Regions from separate parts of the Homo sapiens genome. Here region 2 is linked to region 1. A link is a loop called in an ENCODE intact Hi-C map of the cell type or tissue named here. Cell type or tissue: PC-9. All regions are shown on one strand. Each heading gives the region's core, and the rest is flanking DNA. Links, peaks and the distances in the headings are about the cores only. Region 1 overlaps FARSB (phenylalanyl-tRNA synthetase subunit beta). Region 2 overlaps SGPP2 (sphingosine-1-phosphate phosphatase 2).

Region 1 (8,341 bases), core at 288-8,287:
TTGATCTTCAGAAAGGGATGAAAGATGGTCATTAAACTCAAGGGATTAGGTCCCCTCTCTTTACAGACTTTAGGTACCATAAATATTTCACTTCAAATGCAAGGTGAAGAATTGTATACATCAGGGGAAAATAGGTGTTTTATATTACCAGTTGGAAATTATTCAGTCTCCACTTACAAATTAAATGGTCTTTGCAGAGACATTTTCTCCCAACTGAGTGTACTAGGATCTGAAAAAATGTTTGTGTGTTTTATATCTCAATAATGATTTTTTTCCTCCTCATATTCCTAAACCTTTTTCTTTCCTTTTATAAGCTCTAATGTCTTACCTACATTGTACCGTTTTCCCCCTTGAGTTCTCTCCCCTTGTTGTAGTCCATCGGTGCCCTCAAAAAACTGCTGGTTCTAAAACTTCGAGAACAGCCACCTTTAAGAATGACACCATGCTCACGTGGGATAAGTGTGTGTTTCATTTTATAGCCTCTATATGCTGTCTCTTCCTTTAAATCAACATTGTTTAGAAAAGGAAGGTGATGTTGATGAGCTGGCAGCAGAGTCCTACAATTCCTGTTACTGCATTCTCAGAAAACTAGTGGGAAACCAGGAGGAAGTTCCTCCTCTGTAGGAAATTATGGTTCCAGTCTCATTCCACACTTTGCCTTGTCACCCACCCTGTCAATTTCACCCCAGTATGGAACACTGGAGATGTTTTATTCCCCTTTTCTGGGAGGAGAAGGGCTTGGGTAGATGCCAGCCCCCGAATCAGCCTGTGAAATGATTATTCCTCCCTTCACTCCATAGTACATAATTACTCACTTAGAACATATTTACAGTACATTCAGTTGGCCCAGTGGCTTACAATATCTATATAATTTTGTATTTTTTTAGTTCATCCCTGAAGTTGGAGACTTATGTATAGTTAAAACTCATGATGATAGTTTCTGTTGTTTGCTATGACATATGTGACATAAGGACATTCCTTTTCCAGTGTTCCCTGCCCCCCCCTTTATATTTTGTTCTTATCTCTTTATTGCAGAAATTTTGGGTGGTTAAGTATCAGATTGCAAGCAGTACAATATGTGGGTTCGAGCCTCACATCATGTATTAGTAATGTAAAAAAAAAAGGAAAAATAAAATTGTATGAGTAGATGACTTTTTACAGATGGGCTAAATAAAATACCAAATGATTGAGTCGAATATAGCCAGTGGCAGGGGGATGAAGATCAGGAATTAAGACCCTGATTAAGAAGGTGCTTGATAACACCTTCTGATGTTTTCAGATTAGGGGGTCTGCTCAGTTACCTCCTTAAGCTTCTACTTCTGATGCTCCCTAAAATTATAGGAATGACTCTACGTGTAAAGCTTATCCAAACTTTGGGCCTATAATATTTCTCTTTAAAAAAAAAAAAAAAGATGAGGCAAAAAGAAACTGTGAAAAGTGTTTAGCAATGAGCAAGAGAGGGAGCTTACAAACTCTTTGATGGTCAATTAGCCAGAAAATGTGCTAAAGCCTGGGTGCTGTGCTGGATTACAGGCCCAGGAATTACCCCCAAGGTCCTCAGAGTGGTCCTGCCGTCTGAGCACAGAGACAATTACAGACCTCTAGGAGATGCTACAAAGGCTTTAATTAAGGGACTTACTAACACCCCACTAAGTTTTGGAAATTGAATTCTTTTTTGTGCTTACCTGATGTTTCTTTTGTCCAGACTTTCACATGTATTTCAACAGAGAACACTATTTCCCCCACATCTGTTTTATGTTGGAAGCCGTTTACTGTGATAGCAGCAAAGCTGAGAGTTTAACCAGTATAAGGAAGTAGGTAGAAAAGCGGGCTCGGAGGCTTTTTGCTGGGGAGCATTTTGGGCTTAGATTGAAAATTGTAATACTACACATCTTGAAACATCAGTAAGAGAAAACTAATGTACTTTATAGAATTTGAATTTTAGAATTCCCATTTCACAAAGCAATGTCATTTTCTTTGAAATGGCAACTTTATGTTTCTAGACACAGCATGCTGCTCTTTCTCTAAAAATATGTTTTTGTTTGTTGATGCTATAAGGTTAGCCTTTGGCTACCACCCAGGTCTGATTTTTCACAAGCCTAGACTCATATTTTGTTCCATTTCGATGTGACTGTTTTTATTTCTGGAAATACTCTGCTTTACGGCACATTAGTCCTAGCTAGAGCACTATGATCACATTAATCTACCGGAGTTATTGTGCTCAACTACCCCCTTTCTGCCAACAGTGGAGAGAGATGCTCTCATCTTTGAACTCTAGGGCCTAATGGTTGCCCAGGTCAGCTATATCTCCCTTGTTTTCTTAGTGAAGTAGTTATTCTCTCTTCTATCCTTTGAAGCAATTCCCTTCTGCCTGCAAAGTTTGGTTTGAACCTTAAAGGTTTTCAAAAGCACTAAGAAATACTTCTGTTTTAGTAACGTTATATTTTCCTTCAGTATTTCTAGTTTACATGTAATATCTGTCAAGTGGCACATTTTTTAGGTTCTCTCTGTTGTACCAATAGACAACTTGAAGGAGCTTTTATGTGCGTACCACTTAATTTGTGTATGAGGAGGACAGAACCTTAACCTTGCTGAAAAGAGGAGTCGATAAGAAAATCACAAGAAGTGTTTAACCTGTGATGACAATTTTAACTTGCCATTTTTTCATTTTTCACAAGGTCAGATATAAAGTGTGCAGTTTCAGCAAAGTCGAGTTTATACAGGAATCTTATGACTGGGCTTCATTTTTACATGTGGGTTGGTAGGGAAGGATAATTTGTATTGGATGATAGGGCAGCATGCTTCCTTTTTACGTGTGAGTTGGTAGGGGAGGATGATTAGTATTGGACAAGAGGGCAGCAGGCTCCTGTATGTGCTGTCAGCTCCATTGGACCGCTGTGAAGGCCTTCTGACCCCAGAGCAGTTTGAGATGCTGCAGTGGCCTGGATGGGTCTATGTGTCCAGGTGACAGGTGAGAGCTTTTGATATTTATGTTATGTAGAATACTCATATGCTTGGATATGTTTTAAATAAAGCATAGTATGAATTTTAGTTCTTTTTTGCTTTTCTTTGGAAAGAGGGAAAATTATACTTAGTGACACAAATATTTTTTGTCTGATCAAGTACCTAACTGATTAATGAGCTAAAGCAAAGTTTGATCCCAACTTCTGGAGAGAGGTAGATCTGGCAACTGAAGAAGAATATAACTGAATTTTGCTAAAAAAAAAAGTGCTGATTCGAAAAGTTGTTTTATGAAGTAAAAATTCTAAGCTCTTATCTCTTAGGCTTTATTTTGCTAACATTGTTAGAACTAGCACATCTGGCTTAGATTCCAAAATAGTTTGGTTTTATGCTTGTAAAAATGAAACCAATCAAATTGGAATTGAAGATAGATGAAAGGATGGATTTTGGTACAATGAGGATTCTTAAACACAGTAAAGTTATCAGGGAAGATCCTGAACATTGCCTTTCTGAGTGTCCCTTAAAAATAGACTGGTGTCAAACATCAGCATCACACAATATACCCAGGTAACAAACTTGAACACGTACCCGTTGAATCTATTAATAAGATAAAAGTTCATAAAAACCACAGCAAGCTGGTGTCTTTTTTCAGGTAGTGTGGTTGTATTCAAGTCTAGCTCTGTATAGGGGTGCTGGGGTGCTGGGATAAATAATTCCCAGCAGTCCTTCCAGTTCTGCAGTTCTTGATTATATTGCTTACCATCAACACCTTATATAATCTTCACTTACATGTCATTTGAAGATTTTTCTTCTCCTTTGGGGAGTCGAGGGGAGGAGAGTTTTGTCTTTTAAGTTAGACATTTATTTTGATAGAATTAAAATGTGCCATCTTTATCAGATTTAGTAATATTCATATGAATGTGAATATTCATATTAATATGAAACTAAGGCTCTATAATATTAGTTGGGTTTGGTTTCTGCATTGTTTTATTTGGTTTCCCTCCCTATCCCTCACCCCAAGTGTGGATTAGTGTGCAGAGCCAGATAGTTAAATGCAGTCACTGAAATTCTTGCTTTAAAAGACAGTGAGGCAGAATTGTTTAGTTTGGAGAGATGTGAAAAAGAGGCCACCTTAATATTTCACCTCTGTTGCTTTGGGTTTACTTAAGAATGACAATTTAGAATATTTTCCAGCTCTTTCCCCAGAAATATAAACAAAGATCCTTCTCTGCTGGTCAAGAAATATATGTAATTGTCCTTTGTCTCTGTGGTACTAACTTGACAGTAGCCGGTTCCCCTCCCCTCCAACCTGATTCTGTATTTCCTAAGCATGCTGACCTTGGAACCATTAGTAGAGACTCAGCAGTTTACTCTTTCATCAATAATGCACTCACTCTGAAGTGGCAGGCTGGACACTGTGGCCCAGCTCTGCATGGGTGTTTATAGTTTATGCCAGTAAATGTTTCTGTTGAATCTGTCAGGAGCTGCAGGCCTGATCCCTTTTCAAGTTGGTGGTGAGAGCAGTGAGTCAGCATATTTGTAAACTTCAGAAGAGTACAGAACACTGATAATTTACTGTGGCACTGGTAATTTCATGAATATGGAGTGGGCCCATATGTTCATTTTTAGCTCTGTAAATCTCAAGAACTGTTACTGCCTTGGTAAGCTGTATCAGTGCATTGGCACCCAGATAAAGAGAACTTTCTGCCTGTCTTGAAGTAAATGAGGCATCAACCCAGACTTGTGTTAGGCTGGCCTTTGCTGTGGTTTTACAGTAGATGCTTCAGAACTGCTTAGAAAGCTCTTTTCAGATGGGAATGTGGGTTGCCTTCTGGTAGCATGGCCTGTCATCAGAGGTGTGGTTCCCCCAGTAGCCGGCCTATGACACGGCGGCTCCAGTTTCTTTATGTAATAAGGTGAGAAAGAGTGAGGAAGAGTTGTACAGAGCAAATGAATTCAGTGTCGATGTCTTATCCAGTGAGCGTTGCTATGGAAAAACCTGTTTGAAAACAGGTTCTTCCCATTAAGTTCATCAGTTTTATGTTTCATTTTTTTCCTTTTGGCCTTTTTAGGACCAGTTCCAAGTGCAGGCAGAGTTCCCCTAGGACTTCTGACTGTGGACCTTCAGCAGCCTCCATGATTTCATCCTTCCTGCTCGGGTCCCTGTTACCAAAAATACAGGGCCCTTATTTTCATATTTGCCCCGGATTTTTTCCTTGCAAGAGTTTCTTGATAGCAAATCCTTCTTTTAAATACTAGAAAGTATGAGGAAGCGTTCTCTTTTCATAGCCAGTGATTTAAAGAATAGTTATTTTTAAAGTAGACTAGTGGGCTTTTAGTGTTAAATGTCTATTGATGTTTTGCCAGAAGAAACATTGATTTTTCTCTTACTTTCTCTTTTTCAGGGCCTGCTTTCTTCCCCGGGCGATGTGCAGAGATCTTTGCCAGGGGTCAAAGCGTCGGGAAGCTTGGGGTCCTTCATCCTGACGTTATCACCAAATTTGAGCTGACCATGCCCTGCTCCTCCCTAGAAATCAATGTTGGACCCTTTTTGTGAAGATTGGTCTCTGTGGTGTGATTCTCTTCCCAGGTGTCCCTTTCTCCTCCCCTAGTGTCCTTAAGTCCTCCTCCACAGGGAACATCTATTTGGGCTTTGATGTTTAATAAAGTAGAAAGCACTGTCTGGCTGTGTGGGTAGAGACCATCCTTTCCCTGCATATTAGGCCAGCTTGTGCCATATACCAGTGTGGTGTCTGTGTGTGAAGCTGCATTGTTGGGTAAAAGCCCCGTGGAGTGCTGGAGAAATGCACTAGCAGAGTGCAGGATCTGTTCTGAAAGGCAGACGTGCTCCTCAGACATCAGAACATCACATTGGAACGGATTACTCCTGCATAACAAGATCCCATTTCTTTCCTTATTGATAAAACAAGATAATCGATGAGAATTCATGTTGCATGAGTTCGAGATAACTGAGGGGTTTAGCTTTGATTTTCTACATTTGACATGTATTCATCATTGAGAAACACTAAAATAACAATATTTTTAGAAAACGTTTAAGAATCAATTATGGTCCAACAATTATAGCTTCTGAGGTCAGTTTAAAGTGAAAGAAAAATCTGTAATACAAGGATTCAAAATATGTGAGGGTGCATAGGTATTTTTTACTCTATCTGTGATACTCTAAGATAGAGTACATGCAACAAAGATCTGTTCTGCTGTAAGAGTTAAAATGGACAAGTATTGATATCAATGCAGTATGAACATTAGGAAACAATGAGAAGCTTATTTTTGCCATAGGCCATACATGTTACTGTAATCAGTCAGTTATAAAATCATGGTTTTAAATACTTAATTGAGCTACTAGTTTCTCTATTGTCCCAGGGAGATATTAGACCTCTCTTTTTCTGAAGCTAAGCTTCAGCCAATCCTCCTTGTTTTATATCCTAATTTCCTTTCTTACTTCAATCTAGAATTCTCCAGTAGGTACCATCTCTGGAAAAAAGCTGGGTCTCATGTTTGAGACAAGTTCCCAGGTACTATTGAAGTAATAAGAAATATGATAAAATATAATACTTTAAAGTCCCAGTAGAAATAGCTAACAAAGGCTGGGTGCGCTGTGGCTCATGCCTGTAATCCTAGCACTTTGGGAGGCTGAGGTGGGCAGATCACTTGAGGCCAATAGTTCGAGATCAGCCTGACCAACATGGTGAAATGCCATCTCCACTAAAAATATAAAAATTAGCCAGGCATGGTGGTGTGGGCCTGCAGTCCCAGCTACCTGGGAGGCTGAGTCAGGAAAATCTCTTGAACCAGGAGGTGGACGTTGCAGTGATCCCAGATTGTGCCACTGCCCTCCAGCCTGGGTGACAGAGTGAGATTCTGTCTACAAAAAAAAAAAAGAAGAAGTAGCTAACAAAGATAGTGAAATAAGAATTATGTTTATGGATCTTTTGCTGAGTCTACTACTAGGAGAAAACCTGACCATATTACAACCTTGAATTGGGGCAGCAGTGTCTAACTCTGTAAGATTTGTGAACACACACACTTCCAGCTGACCCTTCACAGCTCTGTTATAAGCAGATCCTTACAACATTTTAAAAATGAAATATGCCCTCTAAAAATAATGCATGCCAAAAGGACTTGTATCCAGCATGCATAAAGATTTCTTAAAACTTAATAATAAAACTTAATAGTAAAAATAAAACAACTGTTTTTTAAAAATGTGCAAGAGTTGAGCAAACATTTCCCAAAAGATGACATATGAATGAGCACTTGAAAAGATCCTCAACATCGTTAGTCATCAGGGAAATGCAACTAAAATTCACAATGACAAACTGCATACCCATTAAAATGGCTAAAATTTAAGATTCATAAATCAAATACTGCTGAGACTGGAGCAAGTGGAACTTTCATGCACTGCTGGTGAGTCACAATGTAAAATGTTACATTGTGACTTTAGAAAACAGCTTGGCAGTCTCTTGAAACATACACCTACCATCTAGCCATTCTATTCCTAGGTTTACCCATATGGCCAAAGATTTTTATGCAAGTGTTCACAGTGTTACTTATAGTAGTTACAAATTGCAGTATATCCATACTATGAAATACTTCTCAGCAATAAGAAGGAATGAACTACTGATCCTCAAAACAACATGAATGAATTTCAAAACAGTATGCTAAGTGAAAGCAAGAGACACAAAAGACTCTATTTAATTCTATTTACCTGAGAGTCTAAAAAAGTCAAAAGCAGGTGGTCGGCAGGACCTCAGGAAAGAGAACTGACTGCAGTGGGTTAAGAGAAAACTTTTTGGGGTGATGGAAATTTTATCTTAATTGAGGTGGTAGGTGTACTTCAGGTGTAGGTTATACCTTTGTAAAGCTGGGAGAAAAAGAATGTAATGTAACATGTAGTATTTTACTGATTTTAACTACATAACACCAGTTGATAAATGCCTAGAGAAATAGCCTGAACTGTAGAATTGGCAGTTGTGCTCAAGGTGGCTCACTGGTCCACAGCTATTAATGATATATTCTCCCTTAGTTTCAGGTTCGCTCTAGTTAAAATCATGGCTTATGGATCATCATATGATAGCCCTTGTTGAAGTAGGTGGAACCATTTGTTCTGTCAGCAGCTACCCACCTGGATATTTTTGGGGGTGGCCAAAATTACTTGTAATGAAAAACCCACTAATGCCTAATTGTATATCCCAGCATGAAAGGGGAAAGATCAACTCCATGCATCATGTAGATGTTTCTGCCCTCGGAAGCAGGAAATGGTAGGCAGAAAAACAGTGTCGGCTGCATTGGAAGAAGCGAATCCAGCTCATGAGTCGAGGCTCTGCAGCCAGATCATCTTACACTTGTCCCTGGTGAAGCATTT
Region 2 (8,341 bases), core at 202-8,201, 55 kb after region 1:
ATGGGTAAAAGATAACACTTATAAAATTAAACATAAGATTAGATCCATAGGTCTCAAATAGGAGAAAAATAACTTCCATTGCTGTAATAATATAACTGTTTAAGTCTTACTATAATTGGCATTTAAGCAGATATTAAGTAAAATTCTTCTATTTTCAACATTTATTAATCCTCTGCCATTTAGACTGTTCTAGAAAACTTTGAGCCATCATTTCTAGTGGCTGAGCCTTAACCAGGGCAGAGACATCCTTAGAGGCTAATTTGAGGCACAGACTCTTTGCGGCCCCAGGCCCTGGGGAGTCTGGCAGAGGGATTTGGTGGAATCATCTCAGCCCTGGAGAATCATTTACTAGGACATAAACTCCTCTTGCAAACAGAGGATGAGAGCACTAATTCAAGCACTGTCTCATCAGGCAGCCCAGGGTGATAATACATGCTGGTCTCCTGGGATGGCCCATATTATGCTAGTTGTCCTGGTGTCATTATTAATATGGTGCTGATGTTCACACACAGGCATAACCTGATTTAAATGCTAAATTATATAGTCACTTTATTTATGATGCAATTGTCATCTGTTTAATAGGTTTCAGTTTCTCTTAATCTTTATTTCATAAACCTTAAGGTCCCTCAAAGCAGCTTTAAGAGAAAATTCAGAAGTGCAGCCTCTATTTGCTGCCTCAGTAGGTGGGTAGGAAGAAGAACCAGGCCACCTTACCTGGTATCTGTCCATAGTAGAGATAAGGAGGGTGAAGGCAATGGCAGTGGCCGCCATGGCGTGGGTGGATGGCATTCCATATTCAGCGATCAGTCTCTTTTCCAGTTTTACAACTGGAGGGGAGGAGGGACGGGGCCACTTCAAGACATCCTTGGCCACTTGGCCAATATACATCACCAACTGCAAAACCAAAGGACTGAGGTAAGTCTAATCAAATAAGGAAAATGAATGCATTTCCAAATGTCATGGATATATTTTGGGGTTCTCAGGTTGTTGATTGAAGGCTCCTTTCTCTCTGACCAGCTACTTGTTGGCAAAGTCTTGTAGGATATTTTAGTTGGTAAAAAGAAAACAGACTTTCTGGATTCCATAGGACCACTGAGCAACTAAGATATGACATTAATGCATATATTATTTATTTTAATCTTGTATTTAACAAACACGTAGCTTATATATGTGTTGGACACTGTTCTAGGAGCTTTGCAGATTTTTACTCAATCTAGTAACACCTGGAGAATGCAGACCAATTTTACAGATGAGTAAACCATTGCACACTCATCCACAGGCACACAGTCAGCAAGTGGCAGAACTGGGATTCGAATCTAGAAAGTCTGACTTCAAAGTCTGTGCTTAAACTACCACACGATGCTACCTCCAAACCAGGATGGTCCTGCACTAAAGATAACCTAATACTCAAACCAGGCAGCACTTGTTTTCAAATTTTAACCACAAAAGTGACTGTTCTTACTCGAACAGCTAGTAAGATACTTTTTGAATGCCACTGTTGTATGAAGGCAACATACTGCATTTACTGTAACTTCTTTAGTAATCAGGAGCATCAGTCAAATAAATGGCATGGGTATTTTCAGTCTTTAAATAAAGACTCAGGTTGGGTGCAGTGGCTAATGCCTATAATCCCAACACTTTGGGAGGCCAAGGCGGGAGGACGGCTTGAGCCCAGGAATTCAAGGCAAGCCTGGGAAAGATGGTGAGACCCTGTCTCTACAAAAAATTTTAAAATTTGTCAGGTGTGATGGTGTATGCCTGTGGTACCAGCTACTTGAGAGGCTGAGGTGGGAGGATTGCTTGAGCCCAGGAAGTCAAGGCTGCAGTGAGCAAAGTCCAGATTGGAGCCACTGCACTGCAGCCTGGGCAACAGAGCAAGACCCTGTCTCAAAAAAAAAGGGCTCGATATGGAGGGTTTTTTTTTTTTTTTTTTTTTTTCAGAGTCTCACTCTGTCACCCAGGCTGGAATGCACACTGCACCCGGCACACTGCAACCTCTGCCTCCCAGGTTCAAGCAATTCTCTTGCGTCAGACTCCTGACTAGCTGGGATTACAGACATCTGCCACCACACCTGGCTGATTTTTATATTTTTGTAGAGACAGGGTTTCACCATGTTGGTCAAGCTGGTCTTGAACTCCTGACCTCAGAAGATCTGCCGGCCTCGGCCTCCCAAAGTGCTGGGATTACAGACGTGAGCTGCCATGCCTGGCCTAATATGGAGTTTTTAAAAATGATTTTTCCATGAGGTCATTAACGAAGACATATTCTCCCTCCTTTTTTTCAAAGCAGAAGATAGAAATCAGAATTTGATGTACATGAACATGTTCTCAAAAGAAGACATACCAGCGTTCATATCTACTGAAAAAAGATATGAAAAAATGCTCAGCATCACAAATCATCAGAGAAATACAAGTCAAAAACCACAATGAGATATCACCTCACACCAGTCAGAATCGCTATTATTAAAAAGTCAAAAAACAAAAGATGCTGGTGAGGCTGTGGGGAAAAGGAAATGCTTATACACTGCTGGTGGGAATGTAAATTAGTTCAGTCACTGTGGAAAGCAGTTTGGAGATTTCTCAAAGAACTTAAAATCAGAGCTACTGTTCCACCCAGTAATCCCATTACTGAGTATATACCCAAAGGAAAATAGATCATTCTACCAAAAAGACACATATGCTCATCTGTTCATTGCAGCAGTATTCACAATAGCAAAGACATGGAATCCACCTAGGTGCCCATCAATAGTGGACTGGATAAAGAAAATGTGGTACAGGTACACTATGGAATACTACACAGCCATAAAAAAGAACAAAATCATGTTCTTGCAACAACATGGATGGAGCTGGAGGACAAAATACTAAGCAAATTAATTCAGGAACAGAAAACCAAATACCACATGTTCTCACTTATAACTATGAGCTAAACATTGAGCGCACAAGGACATAAACACGGGAACAACAGACACTGTGGACCACTAGACGGGGAGGGAGTAGGTTGAAAAACTATTGTTTATTATGCTCACTACCTGGGTGCACTATACCTCTGGGACAAACCTGCGCATATATCCCCCATATCTAAAATGAAAGTTGATTTTTTTAAAAAAGAATTGGATGTCCATACCCTCTAAAAGTGAATAGGATTATTAACAACAGACTTGTTTACTTTGTGAAGGAGTGAATAGGATTATTAACAATAGACTAACTTACTTTGTCAAAGAAATTTACAGGACAACTTCATAATCTAATATGCAAGAGCAACATATTTACTTAAGTACCTGCCTTTGCAACTTAAAGCATTGTCTGAGAACTGGCTGTACCAGCCTCACCCAGGAGCTGCTTTAACATGTAGTCATCTCAGGATTCTCCTTAGACCTACTAAATTAGAATCTCTATTTTCACAAGATTGCCAGGTGATTCATGTGCACAGGGGAATTTAAGAAGCACCGCACTATATAGTCCTCTTGTACAAATCACTTTGTTGTGGGCTTTAATCACAAAACATATCTTACCAGGACTGTGTTGACCTTACCAGGGTTTTATTTAGCTCGTGATGGATGGCATTACCTTGCTTGGAACAAAACCCGCTATGAAGAACTATTTCAAAATAATTTTGGTTAGTCAGCTGGCCCACTATGAAGAACTATTTCAAAATAATTTTGATTAGTCAGCTGGATTGCTGTAGGAGTTCCCACATTCTTGTGCTTTCTTTCAACTCCTTGAGTTGCCGGTTAATTCCGTGCATAATTCCAGCAAACCCAGTAACCCCCTGAGAAGGTGTTGCATATGTGTTTGTGCTTCACTGCCACTTTGCTCTGGGCTAAAAACCAAGAACCACTCCCTGTGCACAGCAGGCCAAATCCACAGGCTATAAAGCCTCAGCGACAATTACTCTGAATTCCATAGCTGCAATTTCGAATCAGACTTTGAAACTTAACTTCTTTACCATCCACTTAACCACCAGGAACTACTCTCCTGGAAATCAGCTCACTCTTTTTATGTTTCTGCCTCCCTCCTGTGAACCTGTAAAAACCACAACTAACTGACCATTATCTGGGGAGTTGAAAAACTGGCAGGTATTACCGACTACTGGGAATTTCTCAGAAGCTGCTTGAAATATACTTCTCAGTCCTACTTCTTCCTCACTCACCAACATAAACAAAATATCACAGGCATAACTACTAATGCTAGTTCCCTCAAAAATACTTAAAATCCTCACATCCTAACAGAGAGGATAAGGGTAAAAAAATACTTAAAATCATCAGAAACAGGAAACCTTAGAATCATAAAAATAATGATTGGGTGACTCTCCTTCAGATAAAGTTAAATTTCTTTGAGGTTCATGAGTTCCTTTGTCTTCATTTATATTTCACCTTCTATGTTTGAAGAATGTTTTGTGGAATTAGGAAAATCATTCATTTTATTTAAAAATACTACGGCTGCATATTATGTCTCATTAATAATTTTCAAATAACAATGACTGTGATCACAGCTCTCTTTAAACAGGAGAAAATAGAGCTACATTTTTCAAGTTGCAGAGGAAAAGTATCACTCTCAGAAGGTTGTATCCTGTTTCTGGCATTGCCATTTGTGACAATGATGCTATGATGAGCCAAGCCTTGTATTAGGTCCCCATCCTTGAGTAGGGAAAATGGTGACACAATAAGAAGATTTCAGAGGATAATGTGAAAAGGCTTTGAAAAACAATCCACAGAATTCTATGAGTATGTGTACATATACAGAAAACTCTGGTTCAACCTGGATGGCCAGAGAACCTGGGGCTGGTTAAAGTGAAATAGGAGAGTTCCCTGACCCCCTTCACAGGACGTGCAACAGGGGTGTGGCTCGTCTGTTTGGCTGCAGCTGCTGCTCAAACCCCTTATAGGAGGGGAAGCACACAGACGGGCAGGGTGCAGGGAGCCTGGGCAAATGCTTTTGGGGCTCTGGCCCCACGTTAGGAGTCTAGGGATGTGTGTCTGCAACTCTCAAAGCCCCAGTGGGCATGCTACAGTGCTCTTTTAGCTCTGCCATCACAGACAGCTTAAGTGTTAACCAGCTCAGTGCCATCTTGGCACCTGGGTTCTTGTCCAGTGTCCAGGAAGGATCAGGTCACAGGGCCTTGAAGGATGGTGAATACAGGGGTTTTATTGAGTGGTGAAGGTGGCTCTCTGTGGAATGGATGGGGAGTTGGAAGGGGGATGTGGTGGGAAAATGATCTTCCCCTGGAGTTTGGTTATCCAGCAGCCGATCTCCTCTCCGACTGTCCCCAGCGGAACTCCTCTCGATGTTCAGATGTTCTTCCTCTCCTCCCCTTCTCTGCTGTGCCATTCTGCTGCTCTTCTGCTCTTCTGTTTTTCTGCCTGTGGAGTCTGGGATTTGGGGTTTATATGGGTACAGGATAGGGGGGTGAGAAAACAGGAATGCCTGTTCCTATTTAGGGCAGTGGGTTTCCAGGCTGGAGGGTGGGGCCTTTGCCAGGGGACCACCCTCTTCTACCCAGTATTTCCCTGTCTTCTGTCTGTATCAAAAGGAAGATGGTTTAACTAAGGGATGGGTAAAGAAGCATCCAGGTTGCAAGAACAGCCAGAGGAAAGGCTTGGGGAAGTGATGCTGGATAATAGGTAGTGGGAGCTCCTAGGAGGTTAGGACCACTAGAGTTTAAACTGTGAGGCACACTGCTACACATCCACTAGAAGGGCTAAGTTTCTCATTTCCTAAATGAAAATAAAATAGTGCTCATCTCCTAGATTTGTTAGGAGAATTAAATGAGAAAATGTATGCAAAACACTTAGTATAGTACCTGGCACGTAGAAAGTGACCAATATAAATTACTATAATAGTCAGTATTTATATTTTTATTAAACAAATATTTATTGGGGACCTACTGCTATGGTCTAAGTGTGTTCCCCAAAATTCACAAGACTGACACATCAAGTGTTGGTGAGGACGTGGAGCACCTGAACCTCTCATATGCCTCTGGAGGAAACAAAAATGGTACCACCACTTTGGAAAATAGTTTGGTAGTTTCTTAAAAAGTCTACCTGTATACTTATATGATAAGTTTCTTAACATATATAAGTTTCTTAACATATACTTATCATATGATCCAGCCATCCCACTCTTAGGTATTTGCCCAGGAGAAACAAAAGCAATATGACCAAATACTCATATATGAATGTTCATAACAGCTCTTTTTTATAATAGCCCCAAACTGGAAACAACCCAATTTACCATTAACAGGTAAGTACACAAATTGTGGTATAATCACACAACTGAATACTACTCAGCAACAAAAATGAATAAACTATTGACATATGCTTACAACGTGGATGAATCTCAAAATAATTATGCTGAATGAAGAGAAGCCAGACCAAGACAAATGACAAAGTAAACAGTACATACTACATGATTTGTTTACGTAAAATTCTTGGAAATGTAAACTACTTTATAATGACAGAAAGCAAGTAAGTGGTTGCTAGGGAGGGGAAAAGAAATTACAAATGGGCATAAGAAAACTTTAGGGGGTGATAAATATCATCTTGATTGTGGTAATGATTTCAGGGATAGGTACCTATGTTAAAATGTGTGAACTTGTATATATTTTTATTTTTTTGAGACTGAGTCTCGCTCTGTTGCCTGGGCTAGAGTGCAGTGGCATAATCTTGGCTCACTGCAACCTCCGCCTCCCAGGTTCAAGCAATTCTTATGCCTCAGCCTCCCAAATAGCTGGGACTACAGTCACGCGCTACCACACCTGGATACTTTTTGTATTTTTAGTAGAGATGGGGTTTCACCATGTTGGCCAGGCTGGCCAGGCTGGCCTTGAACTCCTGACCTCAGGTGATCCGCCTGCCTTGGCCTCCCAAAGTGCTGGGAATATAGGCATGAGCCACCACGCTCAACCCTCAACTTGTATATTTTAAACATGTGTGAACTCTGTGACTACACTAAAAATTATTGAATTACATGCTTTAAATGGGTGAATTGTATAGTACGTGAATTATACCTTGATAAAGCTGTTAAATATGTTCAGGCTGGGCACGGTGGCTCACGCCTGTAATCCCAGCACTTTGGGAGGCCAAGGCAGGTGGATCATCTGAGGTCGGTAGTTTGAGACCAGCCTGACCAATATGGTGAAACCCCGTCTCTACTAAAAATACAAAAATTAGCTGGGTGTGGTGGTGGGTGCCTGTAGTCCCAGCTACTCAGGAGGCTGAGGCAGCAGAATCGCTTGAACCCGGGAGGCGGAGGTTGCAATGAGCCAAGATCATGCCACTGCGCTCCAGCCTGGGTGACAGAGCGAGACTCCATCCCAGAAAAAGAAAAAAAAAGTGGTTCAATATTTTTCTGAAATGTGAGAAGCAGATGTTTGGGGAGGACCTGGTGATGAGGCACCATGTTGTAGAATGGATCTTTAGCCTACTGGGAGATCCTGGGCAGAGGCCTGGCCTGACCTGATCTGCATGTCTGATGGCACCCTTTGATACCAAGAGTAGAGTGGGGATGAGGACATCAAGACTTGAAGGAAGGACATCAGTTAAGATAATATTGCAAAATCCAGGTAACAGATGCAGTATGATGTAAGTCAGCAGTAGGGCAGAAGAGAGATTTGAAGAATGTGGTTTCTTTTTTTTTTTTTTAATGAAAGAATGCTGAATGGGTTGATGAATGTACAAAGAATAACAACAGGGAGAAATTACATATGGAAGAGAGGAGAAAGAAATGGATGGAATATGGACTCAGAGGTGATCAGGCATGTGGAAGTGGTTTTGAAGTTGAGAAGGGCTCAGCCCCTGGTCCTCAGCAGGGATGGATGCTCTCCTGGGGGACATTCTGGTCAGTGCAGTGATTGCAGTCACTATTGGCATTTAGAGGGAGGAGGCCAGGGATGCAACATGCCTTTCAATGCACAGGACAGTGCCACTCTATGAAAACCAGTTTTTGTGTCTAACATGACTCTTAAGTGTTCTGCCAGACATTCATGTAGATGAAAAATCCATCTGTAATCCTCTGAGTTGAGAGCCTAACTCTCTTTTACAAGTAAACACTAAATATTTTCTTGCAGGTTATGAACGTACACTGAAGTTTCCAAGGCCATAACTACTGTGTAGACTGAGAGAAAAATGAACTTTGGTTTATTTGGAACTTTATCAAGAACTAGCCAGGTGTAGTGAGTGGCTCATGCCTGTAATCCCAGCACTGTGGGAGGCAGAGGCAGGAGGATCACTTGAGGACAGGAATTTGAGACCAGCCTAGGCTACATAGTGAGACTCCATCTCTATTTTATTTTAAAATTAAACATTTTTTAAAAAAAGAATTGTTCATCATTTGGAGAAATCAG

Evidence for each region. Peaks named below come from ENCODE experiments on the same cell type or tissue, not always from the same donor. Only the 100,000 strongest peaks of a DNase experiment are listed, where the experiment ranks them.
Region 2: a loop joins it to region 1, with 3 times the contacts of the local background. A loop is called at or near these places in 2 of 110 quality-filtered maps.

What each region holds. Positions count from the first base shown.
Region 1 is chr2:222,569,048-222,577,388 of GRCh38, reverse strand. It overlaps FARSB (phenylalanyl-tRNA synthetase subunit beta), which reads left to right. Exons shown (of 17, transcript NM_005687.5): 17 at 5,367-8,341. The coding sequence ends at 5,518. Among named protein-coding and RNA genes, the nearest start is that of FARSB, 83 kb to the left of the region's middle. In PC-9, for the core only: no CTCF peak of the experiment used is centred there; a DNase peak (open chromatin) is centred at 4,928; H3K4me3 peaks cover 1,326 bases; H3K27ac peaks cover 4,291 bases.
Region 2 is chr2:222,514,320-222,522,660 of GRCh38, reverse strand. SGPP2 (sphingosine-1-phosphate phosphatase 2) reads right to left here. Exons shown (of 5, transcript NM_152386.4): 3 at 715-894. Among named protein-coding and RNA genes, the nearest start is that of SGPP2, 94 kb to the right of the region's middle. RefSeq lists an enhancer at 3,618-4,210. In PC-9, for the core only: no CTCF peak of the experiment used is centred there; DNase peaks (open chromatin) are centred at 3,450, 3,590 and 7,530; H3K4me3 peaks cover 1,262 bases; H3K27ac peaks cover 2,654 bases.